Linked DNA regions of Homo sapiens: region 2 is linked to region 1. A link is an interaction called in ENCODE POLR2A ChIA-PET data of the cell type or tissue named here. Cell type or tissue: OCI-LY7. All regions are shown on one strand. Each heading gives the region's core, and the rest is flanking DNA. Links, peaks and the distances in the headings are about the cores only.

What was found. Peaks named below come from ENCODE experiments on the same cell type or tissue, not always from the same donor. Only the 100,000 strongest peaks of a DNase experiment are listed, where the experiment ranks them.
Region 2: POLR2A ChIA-PET joins it to region 1 with 13 read pairs; 2 of 35 experiments call an interaction of 5 or more read pairs at or near these places.

What each region holds. Positions count from the first base shown.
Region 1 is chr13:90,376,235-90,381,620 of GRCh38, reverse strand. No RefSeq gene overlaps it. Among named protein-coding and RNA genes, the nearest start is that of LINC01049, 110 kb to the left of the region's middle. In OCI-LY7, for the core only: no CTCF peak of the experiment used is centred there; no DNase peak of the experiment used is centred there.
Region 2 is chr13:90,287,829-90,293,214 of GRCh38, reverse strand. It overlaps LOC105370310 (a long non-coding RNA gene), which reads right to left and starts at 1,974. Exons shown (of 3, transcript XR_931636.2): 1 at 1,802-1,974. In OCI-LY7, for the core only: no CTCF peak of the experiment used is centred there; no DNase peak of the experiment used is centred there.

The DNA.
Region 1 (5,386 bases), core at 167-5,166:
TTGGTGTAATCCATTGATTTTAATTAATTTATTTATTTTAATCATTTTTTCAAGACAGAGTCTCTCCCTGTCACCCAGGCTAGCGTGCAGTGGCATGATTTAGGCTCACTGCAACCTCCCCCTCCTGGGTTCAAGTGATTCTCCTGCCTCAGCCTCCTGAATAGCTGGAATTACAGGCCATGCCACCATGCCCAGCTAATTTTTGTATTTTTAGTAGAGACAGGGTTCCACCATGTTGGTCAGGCTGGTCTTGAACTTCTGACCTCAAGTTATCTGCCCTTCTGGGCCTCCCAAAGTGCTGGGATTACAGGTGTGAACCACTGTGCCTGGCCAATCCATTGATTTTTAATAAATTTCTTCTTTTGAGAAAATCTAGTAGAATCTTTGGGAAAATCAGATGGACCCGGGCATGCACATTCAAAACTAAATTTTTACAGCAGCAGTTTTATTTTAATGAGTTTGTTTTCTGGCTGCAAGAAAAGAAATTATAAGAATATTCATCATTTATTTTAATTTGTAAATTTATAAATTTATAAGTAAACAAAGCAGAAGCAACACTTTAACAGATTTTTGATTCCATATAAATGTTTGGACATCTGTGTTATTTTTGAAAACATCACATTGGAGAAAGTGAAAGTAAAAATGCCTACTGTCTCTATTTCAAGTTAGGGTATCAAATTCTAAAATTGCACATAGTTTTTATATTAACATTTGTTAAGGAGACCTTTAAAATGGATGTCTATAGAATAAAAATAAGGACTATTCTTCTCGTATAGATATATTGTCATTCAACAACAAAATATGACGCTTGTATCTTCTGATATGTTTTTTTATTTTTAGTTACATGAAGATAGATAGAAATATAGGCAGACACGTAGAAGTCAGATAGAGAGTGAGAAAGATAATGAGAGAATGTTTGCTAGTTTGATTTCCATTATAGTTGTAATCCATATATGGCATTTCATTTCAGAATACATAATACTGGAAATAAGTTCTGATTTTGTCTTTTTGAAGACCACTTTTTTCTTGGAGGAATTATCATTTCATGTACCCAGTTTCTAAAACTCTTTAGCAATTAAGACACCAATACTACCATATTTAAAAGATCTAAAATGAAATATGGCATAAGCTCTGCCATATTTAACTATATTTAAATCATTTCAAAATGACACTACTATGTATAATACGTTATTTTCTATTTATTGCTTTCAATACTTCACTCATTTTAGGACATATATTACTTTATTCAAAATAAACCATCTGGATATGTCAAGAAATGATATTTTCATGCAAAGTAAAAGAGGTATAAAATGTTTATCTCTATACTGAACTTGAAATATATGAACTTGCAATAATTGATTTGGTACTAAGTTATTTCCAGTATCATTAAAATAGAAGAGATTTTATTCACTAAGTTGATCTTATAAGGCAAAGCCCTATTATATTGTACTAATTATGGTAGCTGAGCAGCGGAAAATAAATAAATATTTTCATACCAATGGATATCTGGCTAGTTAATACCTTCCATCACTTTTACTTGGCAGGTCTTGCCTTAGCACAAAATTGTCCCTCTTTCTAATAGGTCCAACATATCTATCATTAGTCTACTTCCTCTTTGCTTTTGAAGGTAGTTTTTTATTCATGCTTATAAAATTTAGAAACAGAGAGATTTGTATGTGTATTGGTTGTCTATTGCTGCCATAAAATAATTATGATTGGCTTAAAACATTATAAATCTATTACCTTGGCTGGGCGTGGTGGCTCATGCCTGTAATCCCAGCACTTTGGGAGGCCAAGGCGGTTGGATCATGAGGTCAAGAGATTGAGACCATCCTGGCCAACATGGTGAAACCCCGTCTCTACTAAAAATACAAAAATTAGCTGGGCACAGTGGTGCATGCCCGTAGTCCCAGCTACTCAGGAGGCTGAGGTAGGAGAATTGCTTGAACCCAGAGGTGGAGGTTGCAGTGAGCCGAGATCGCGCCACTGCACTCCAGCCTGGTGACAGAGCAAGGCTCTGTCTCAAAAAAAAAAAAGAAAAGAAAAGAAAAAAAGAAAACAAAATCTATTATTTCACACTTTTGTAGTTAAGATTAAGGCATGGATTGTACATGAGATCATGCAGTGTTTGTTCTTCTTTGCCTGGTTTAATTCACGTAGTGTAATCTCCCCCAGTTTAATTTACATTTTTGCACATGACAGAATTTCCTTCTTTTTAAAGTTGCGTATATATACCGTATTTCCTTTATCCATTCATCCAATGATAGACACCTAGATTGTTTCCATATCTTGGCTTTTGTGAATAATGCTGCAATGAACACAGAAGTGCAGTTATCTCTTTGGCATGCTGATTTCAATTCCTTTGGATATACACCCAGAAGTGAGATTGCTGGAATCTATAAAAGTCAAACTCATAGATGTAGCAAGTAGAATGATGAGTATCAGATGTTGGGGAAGGTAAGGGGGAAAAGGGAGAGTGGTGACTATAATAAACTGTAAAGCATTGGTATATAAGTAAATATATATAAATATTGTTAAAAAGTAGATTTAAAATGTTTTGCTACAAAATAATAATAAGTATGTGAGGTGATGAATTTATTAATTGATTTGATTATTCCACAATGTAAACACATATCAAAACACCACATTACACCCTATTAATACATACAATTACTATTTGTCAATTAAGAGACCCCAAAGTGTCAGCAAGGCAGAATCCTCTGCTGGAGGCTCTGGGGGAGAATCCACTTCCAGGCTTTTGCAGATTGTTTGCAAATTTTAGCTCCTTATGGTTTTCTGACTAAGGTTCCCATTTTCCTGCTGGCTATCAGCTGCAGGCTGTTGCTTGCTCTTATTGGCCACTATCCTAGACCCCTACTTCTACCTTGAAAGCCAGAACGGAGGACTGTCTCCCTGGCATGTCTCAAACCTTTTCTGCTTTTTCTTCAACTACTCCTCTCTGGTTCTTCCACTGTCTTCTTGCCCTTTGAAAGGTCCATATGATTATATTTGGCCTATCTGCATAATCTAAAATAATTTTCTTATTTTATGGTTGAAAACTTAAATTCATCTGCAAAATCCCATTCTGCCATCTACTGTATCATATTCCTGGTTTCCAGGAATTATAATGTGGACATCTTTGGAGGGCCATTATTCTGCTTACCACAGTAAATATAGACATTTATATATGTTTTGTAGACACAAGGAGGAAGAGTAGGACTATTAAAACTCTTGTACATCATATCCTAAAAACAGGTAAGTATTTTCTCAAAATAATTTCTTTTTGGCTTCATGTAACACTATCCTCTCTATATAATGGAATTCTATTATAGTAACAAACATTCTGTTACTTTATTTAGGGCTAAACTCCAGAATGTCTAATTTTTTTTTCTTTCTTTACTGTTAGGCCCCCTTATCAGTATTCTGGAACAAACCAGCCGTTAATCCTCTATATGGGCAAAACAGAGGATATTTATTTTATTGTTTTCTATATAGACTTACTTTCATAGCTGTTGGCATTAATATATGCTAAAATCTTGATCATGATTATTGCCTTGTCCTTTAAAGTTCAGCATAGTTCAAAACGGGTGTTAATGGGATTTATTTTTTGATAAGCTAGGCTATAACATATACTGGGATATTATTAACTTGTATTTTAATCTAGTCCTTGAAATTACATAATCAACACCTAAATACTTTCTAAAATGGTTGAATACTGGCTCTTATTCTCCCATATAACCTGCTGCCTTTCTTGAATATTTTCATACTGTGATAATTTTTCCCTAGTCCTTCTCCCTAATTAGTGGCATTTATTGGTCTTCTTTTCTCTCTCCCTCCTTCCCTTTTCATCTCTTCCTCCTACTCCTTTTTTCTTATCTCTCTTCCTCTCTCTCCTTTTAGTTTCTAAACTTTGTTTAGATTGTTAAAGCGATACAATTCTGAGATCTCATGAGAGCAGTGCGTCAACATACACACTTTGGAATTTCTTCCCGAATCGCATTATCCACTCACTCAGTTAAATGTTATTTCAGATCTATGTACATCAGTTAATGGCTGCTTTTTAATATATGACCTAGAACGTACAACTGGAACATCTCATGGTTTCTCACCGCTTGATGGGTTAGACTGTTAGAAAATGTCATAGATTGAGTTGGGAAATTCAAAATTCTTGTGTTTAATCCCTAATCCTCAATGTGACTCTGTTTGTAGACAGGGCCTTTTAAGGGGTAATTAGGGTTAAATGATGTTATAAGGGTGAAACCCCAATGCAATAGATCTTGTGTCCTTATAAGAAGAGGGAGAAACCAGGAGTGTGTAGGTACAGAGGGTACAGAAGAAAGGCCATCTGAGGACACAATGAGAAGGCAGTGGCCCTCTGTGAGCTACAGAGAGGCCTCACCAGAAACCAACCCTGCTGGCACCTTGATCTTGAACTTCCAGCCTAGATAACTGTGAGAAAATAACCTTCTGTTGTTTAAGCCACCCCATCTGTGGTATTCTGTTATAATGTCTCTAGCAGACTAAAATACAGGGAACATGTAATTAATGGGATTCCTCGATCAGTTAAGTTTCCTCTACTTTCAAAATATCTTTAAAGATAGCAGTAAACCTGGGTGCCTTAACTTTGTATACAAAATATTTTTTAATTAATTTATTTTTAATGTACGATATATATTTATGATATATAGTTATCAAATCAGAGTAGTTAGCATATCTTCAGTCATTGATCATCTCATGCATTTATCATTTCTTTGTGGTAAGAATGTTGAAAAGCCTCTCTTCTAGCTATTTTGTAATATACAATATATATAAGTTGCTTCAAAAATTCCTGATTAAAGTAATAACAATCTGAACATGCCCTATAACTGTGAAGAAAGCAATGTGTGGAACATACTTCAGTTTTTACAGACATCGGATTAAGGCATATTTAACTCTATTTTAAAAATGTCCCTCTAAGGAGATTGTACTAAATTATTTAACAATTTCATGTAAGATATTGAAATGATATATGGAATAAAAATAAGTTTGCTGGATTTTCCTTAAGTTGAAAGAAAAATTAAAAGTTAGAGAACAAGATTAAAAGATTCATTGGCTATTTTAGAATTTCACAAGTGATTTGACTTGTTTTAAAGAAATAATACCACCGTGTGGAGTGACCAAATGTTTTATAGAGTGATAATCATAGTGTTGCTTCTCAATATTATTTCTTACACTATATTGTAGTTTATTATTGCTGTCATAACAAATTACCATAAACTTAATGCCATAAAACAGCATACATTTATTATCTTAATAAATAATAAGAAATCCAAATAAAACACAGAGATTAAATTTTTTTTTGTTTAACTAAAGAAAAAATCTGAGCAAAAAAAGAATTTCATAAAAG
Region 2 (5,386 bases), core at 305-5,304, 89 kb after region 1:
TCAAACCCAGCAGCTATTTGGTTTCAGGCCTTAAATTCATTAGGTACCCACCTAGGGACTCCTATCGAGTCAACATATAGATTGGGATCACAATAATTTATTAAATCTCTCCGGTTTCAGTGGCCATGTGTATTTTCATGTATCTTGTGGAATGCCAGGGTTAAGGGAATGGCCAATTGGACTACAGACAAGTCCTGGTCCAATTGGACAGTAACAGGTTACAGCAGCTCCCTTTCCCACAGTACCACCAGACATCAGCCTGGGGTATATGGAGAGCTTGTAATTGCCATTGCTTGACTCACCAGTGACGTTTCGAATGTGGGTACAAGTTGAGATTTCTCCCATGGGCTTATTGAACTCTGCCCCCTGCCTAGAGAGGCAAGAGGAGTGGTTCATAGTCCCTATAGAGAACAAAAGGATTGTTCTGGGATCCAGACTTTGCAATGCAGAAAGAACAATGACAGACTCTTACAAGTCTCATTTCCCCATTCATCCTTGTTCTGGTATAGAGCCAACATGCAGTGTGTTCCTTTAGGATTGGGATTCCATCCTAGGGGAAATGGAACCGCCTCTGCCTGAGGTTGTCCCGCAGCACACATGTAGCAGTTACTCTTGTTGAGAGCTTGTACCGAAAATTTGATCCATTCAACCCAGACATTCACATCCCCATACCTTGTTTCAATTTTTAAGGTTTGCCTTAAATCCTTTATCTCAATTATTTTTACCTTTTTAAGGTTATTATTTGGTAGATTAAGTGTTTATTAGGGCCTGGAGTTGGAGTAGTCCCAGGCAAATAGGAGGCTGAGTTCTTGATTAGTTTGAGAACAAATCACCTAGAGGGTCTTTTCCTGTGATGTCTGCCCCTAACCCATATACCTGAGATGCTACTTTTGGTTCTTGGTCTGAAATGGGTGGATTGTCAATGGTGATGAGTATAGGATTGCATTCTAAATTCTGGCAGTTATTTGGCAGGGAACACTTGGACAGATGTAGTTTATTCTTCAAGGGTCTCCAGCTCAGAGTTACCCACTTCACGTTTACTGTCCAGCCCTTAAACTGGGTAGTCCACCATACATCATTCCATCTGGAGCACAGTGATGCCCTTACTGTAACCTACATTTGGCTCAGGGCAAAAATATTTATCTGCCTACGAGAGCTGTCTCTGATTTTCTACATTCCCAGAAGGTAAAACCTGGAATGCATCAAATCTTCTTTTTTTTTTCTTGAGACAGAGTGTCGCTCTGTCGCCCAGGCTGGAGTGCAGTGGCATGATCGCGCCTCACTGAAACCTCCACCTCCTGGGTTCAAGCGATTCTCCTGCCTCAGCCTCCCAAGTAGCTGGGACTACATGCACGTGCCACCACACCCGGCTAATTTTTTGCATTTTTAGTAGAGACAGGGTTTCACCGTGTTAGTCAGGATGGTTTTGATCTCTGGGCCTCATGATCTGCTCACCTTGGCCTCCCAAAGTGCTGGGATTCCAGGCATGAACCACCACACCTGGGCGGCACCAAATCTTACAATCTGGTGTGCTACCATCTTGGTCACATTAATCACCAACCTGACTAGGTAGGGAGGAGTCCCCTGCCAGTTTCCATTCTTACCTTCTGCTCTTTGTATAGTAGCCCATCCCAGCCATATTAACTTCCATAAATGGGGCCAGCCCATGTTTTCTTTTTAGATTTTTCTCAGAGTTAACTTCAAGGGTTCCTCAGGTGACCTGTGCACTTTCCACTGGTCTTTTCCCCTCCTTTCCAGGGTTTCTCTTACCAGTCCCTTGACTCAAGTATACTGAGCTCACCCCCGTTCCACTGTTCACACAGCTGTCTCAGTGGTCAGGAGCGCTTGGTAGGGACCTTCCCAGTTTGGGTGGAGCTTGTCTTCTTCCCAAGTCTTAATCAGCACCAAGTCGCCGGGCTGGAAGTGCTGAACCTGAACTCTAGAAGTGGAGTTTGAGTCAGAAGTCCTTTTAACCTGAGGGATGACAGGGTGGAGGATATGGTCAGTATACAATTTCTTAATAATTTGTTCTTGGTTTCCGTAGTAAGAAGATCTGTAGCCCTGCCCAAATATGGGAGTCCATATCATAACCCATAGAAGGACAATCCCAAGGCATCTTAGTTTCTAAGATTAGATTGGTGATATGCTTTATGAGAGTTGATTTATTCTTTCTACCTTTCCAGAGGAAGGGGGATACCAAGGGGTGTGATAATCCCAACTAATTTGTAAACCTTCCATAATTTCCCTTAACACCCTTGAGGTAGCTTCCTTTCTAACTTCATGCAGTTCAAAGAAATCACTTCTCTTCTAACAAAGGGCAGCCTGAAAGTTCAGGCTGTAAATCACAGATAAACAGCTTAAGCACAGAAGGAGGGGTGGGAGAAAGACTCTTGGGTAATCACCAACTTCACACTCATAAGATGTGCTCCAGTAAAAGTAAGGCCTTAATAAGCACATTCGTTTCCCTTTAGGCACACTAAGGTAGGGAAGCTAAGAGAGGACTTGGGCGGATGCCTACAGCTGCAAGAAGATGTCGGGGAACAGACACAGAAACTCTGCCCTCCAGATAAGCAACCCAAAGGAGTGTTGTATGGTGACATGCAAGGTTCTAATAGTCCATTTTTAATCAAACCCTCTATTTCTGGTTGGAAATCTTTTCTCCCTTCATGGAAATGGGATATTCTTTTCTGCAAACTACTTTTACTGATTGCTTTAGTTCAATCTATAAGGGTGTGATTTTTAACCCTCTCCTGTTGCCGTCCCCAACCCACACAGGGGGATTAATTTTTTCTTTCCTCCTCCTCTGTTAGGAGGCTCATCTTTACTTTTATTTGTCCTTCCTCTATTCCTTATCCTAAACCCAATCTCACACTCAGTCTCTACCTAGGAGGTTAGTTCCTGCTTCATGAACATATAAGAATGGCCCGTCAATTTGTTTTCATCCCAATCTAAGTAACATTGTCTTGACTATCAGAACTGGAAATCCCTCCCCTTTCACCCCTCATACTGTCAATTTTTCCTAGAGAATTCTGTAACCCTTGGTTGGTGAATTAGGGAGGAGCGAGCCTCCCCAGCATTAACCAAATATGTCATTTCTTCTGCCTCTGGTCCTACCTTCAAATTTATCAAGGGTTCCTGGTGGGACCTACTCAGGAGGAACCCCTGAACCCCCCTAGTCTTCATTAAGGGTCATGAGGGGGATCACCTTTTCTTCTTTTTTTCATTCAGGACATTCTCTCTTAAAATGCCCTCGCTTTCCACACTGGTAACATCCACTTATAAAAAGTAAAGTAGAGGTTGCTCTTCAAAGACTTTCCTCCCCGTCTAATTACGAATAAATAGTAACTTCTCTTAGAAGCAAAATTTATTCAAAGACCTGTGCTAACATTCTTAAATATCTGCTAGCCGTAATAAAGAAATCAATGTACTTTATGTTCTTAGCTCCCACAATTTAGCCTAAATATTTGCCCTGGTATGTTTATACTGGTCCAAGCAAGCATTAGGTCATAGCCTGTTCCTCTTCCTTATTTAAAAGTGTTTTTACCCTTCTCAGCATTCCGCAAGTTACTTCCTCCTTCCTTTGTTCTCCTCTACCTTTTCCTCTTTTAAAAAGTTCTAAGTTGCTAGCCAATCAGTACAAATACGGAATGTGAGGTCCCGTTCCAGCCAATGGAAACCGGACACAGCAGTAGGGTGGATGCATCAGGTTTTAAATGACCCTGTCTCTTTTGTTCAGTGTGCTCTCATGGCAAAACTGCTGGCAAGTGTACCCTTTCTGCAGGAAGTAAAAATGGCCTTACTAAATAAATTATTTATGTTCAAGTGCTATTTCTTTACGGCACCAAGAAACAAGTATTTCAAACATACTCATGGACTTTTCCCTGCATCTCCCTTCTTTCTCTGTGTCAAAATCCACCACTCCCTTGTCTCCTTCCAGTGGGATCTTGATCTAACCTTTTTCTGACTACCTTTTCCACAGTGGAAACCATGATTTTCGCTTTTTGTTTCTGCTTCTCTTCCTCTCTCCTTACAAAGACATGAGCTTCTCTCAGGAATTCCTCAATCAGTTTTTTATTCCATCCATCAATCTTTTGCAGTTTCTTTCCGTTCTTCCTCAAGTAGCCCCATCAGCCCTTTTGCGGCTTTACCAACAGAGGCACCTGCTGGACTTACAGCCTGTCAGTAAATCAACAACAAAACCTTTTTTTAAAAAAAGTTTTGAGTCTCTATCTCCAGAATGGAGTGCAGTGGCTCAATCTTGGCTCACTGCGACCTTCACCTCCCGGGTTCAAGCGATTCTCCTGCCTCAGCCTCCCGAGTAGCTGGGACTACAGGCACGTGCCACCACATCCAGATACTTTTTGTATTTTTAGTAGAGACGAGGTTTCACCATGTTGGCCAGGATGGTCTTGATCTGACCTCGTGATCCGCCCGCCTAGGCCTCCCAAAGTGCTGGGATTACAGGTGTGAGCCACCGTGCCCGGTCCAACAACAAAATCTTAATGGTCATCTTATCCATTTACCCTTCTATAACCTGAATTCTTTCTACCGCCTCCTGACAAACAGTCATCTAGTCTTTGCTGTAGGCAAACCACTACTCCTCAAACAGCTTGATCCTAAACTCCCCTCCACATCCCTTTCTCACTTGCTTCCCCCAGTTCCCAGGCTCTGTCCCTCCTCAGTGGCCACACTGCACCCTTTCCTTGCACCTCCTTGTTGCTTGAGCCTCTAGAACTTTCCCCCAGCCCTGTCACACTCTCCATATACTCTCAATTCCTCTGGTACTCTTTCTTCCTTTTACAATATTTTCCTCCCCGTCTCACCTTCTGCATCTCTCTTTGATCTCTGTCATTTCCAGTCTCTTTCTCGATCATTTTCTTCTTCTATTTCACCCTCTCTTCCTCCCCTGTTTCATTTCTCCCTTTCCCAGTTTCTCTTTTCTTTCTTCTTTGAGGGGGAACACGGGGGCTAATTCCTTGATCCAGCAGAGAGCGGAACCTATGTCTTCTTGTGAGGATGGGGTTTTGGTATTCACATAGAGAATTAAAGCTTGGCATGCCCAATCGTCATCTGAGCCAAACTTAGACCAAAAGACTGAAGGCTTACAAATGGAGTCTTTGGGCCAGATAAAACAGCAATACTTTATCATGTTTTGCTTTTCCTTGTCCCTGGTTCAAGGCTTGTCCCCTTCCAAACCTGCAACATTCTCCCCAAAGGACTATCCAGGGTAATGCCAGAGGGACTCTCTTTGGCTCCCTCTTTCCTTTGTCCCCTAGACCTAAAGTTCCTGTCTCCCATTTTCAGCCAGTCTCTGTGTCCAAGTTTTTCCCTGTGTACTCAGCCCCTCTTACTGGAGGTTTCTTGCACACCCGTGTGTACTCAACCC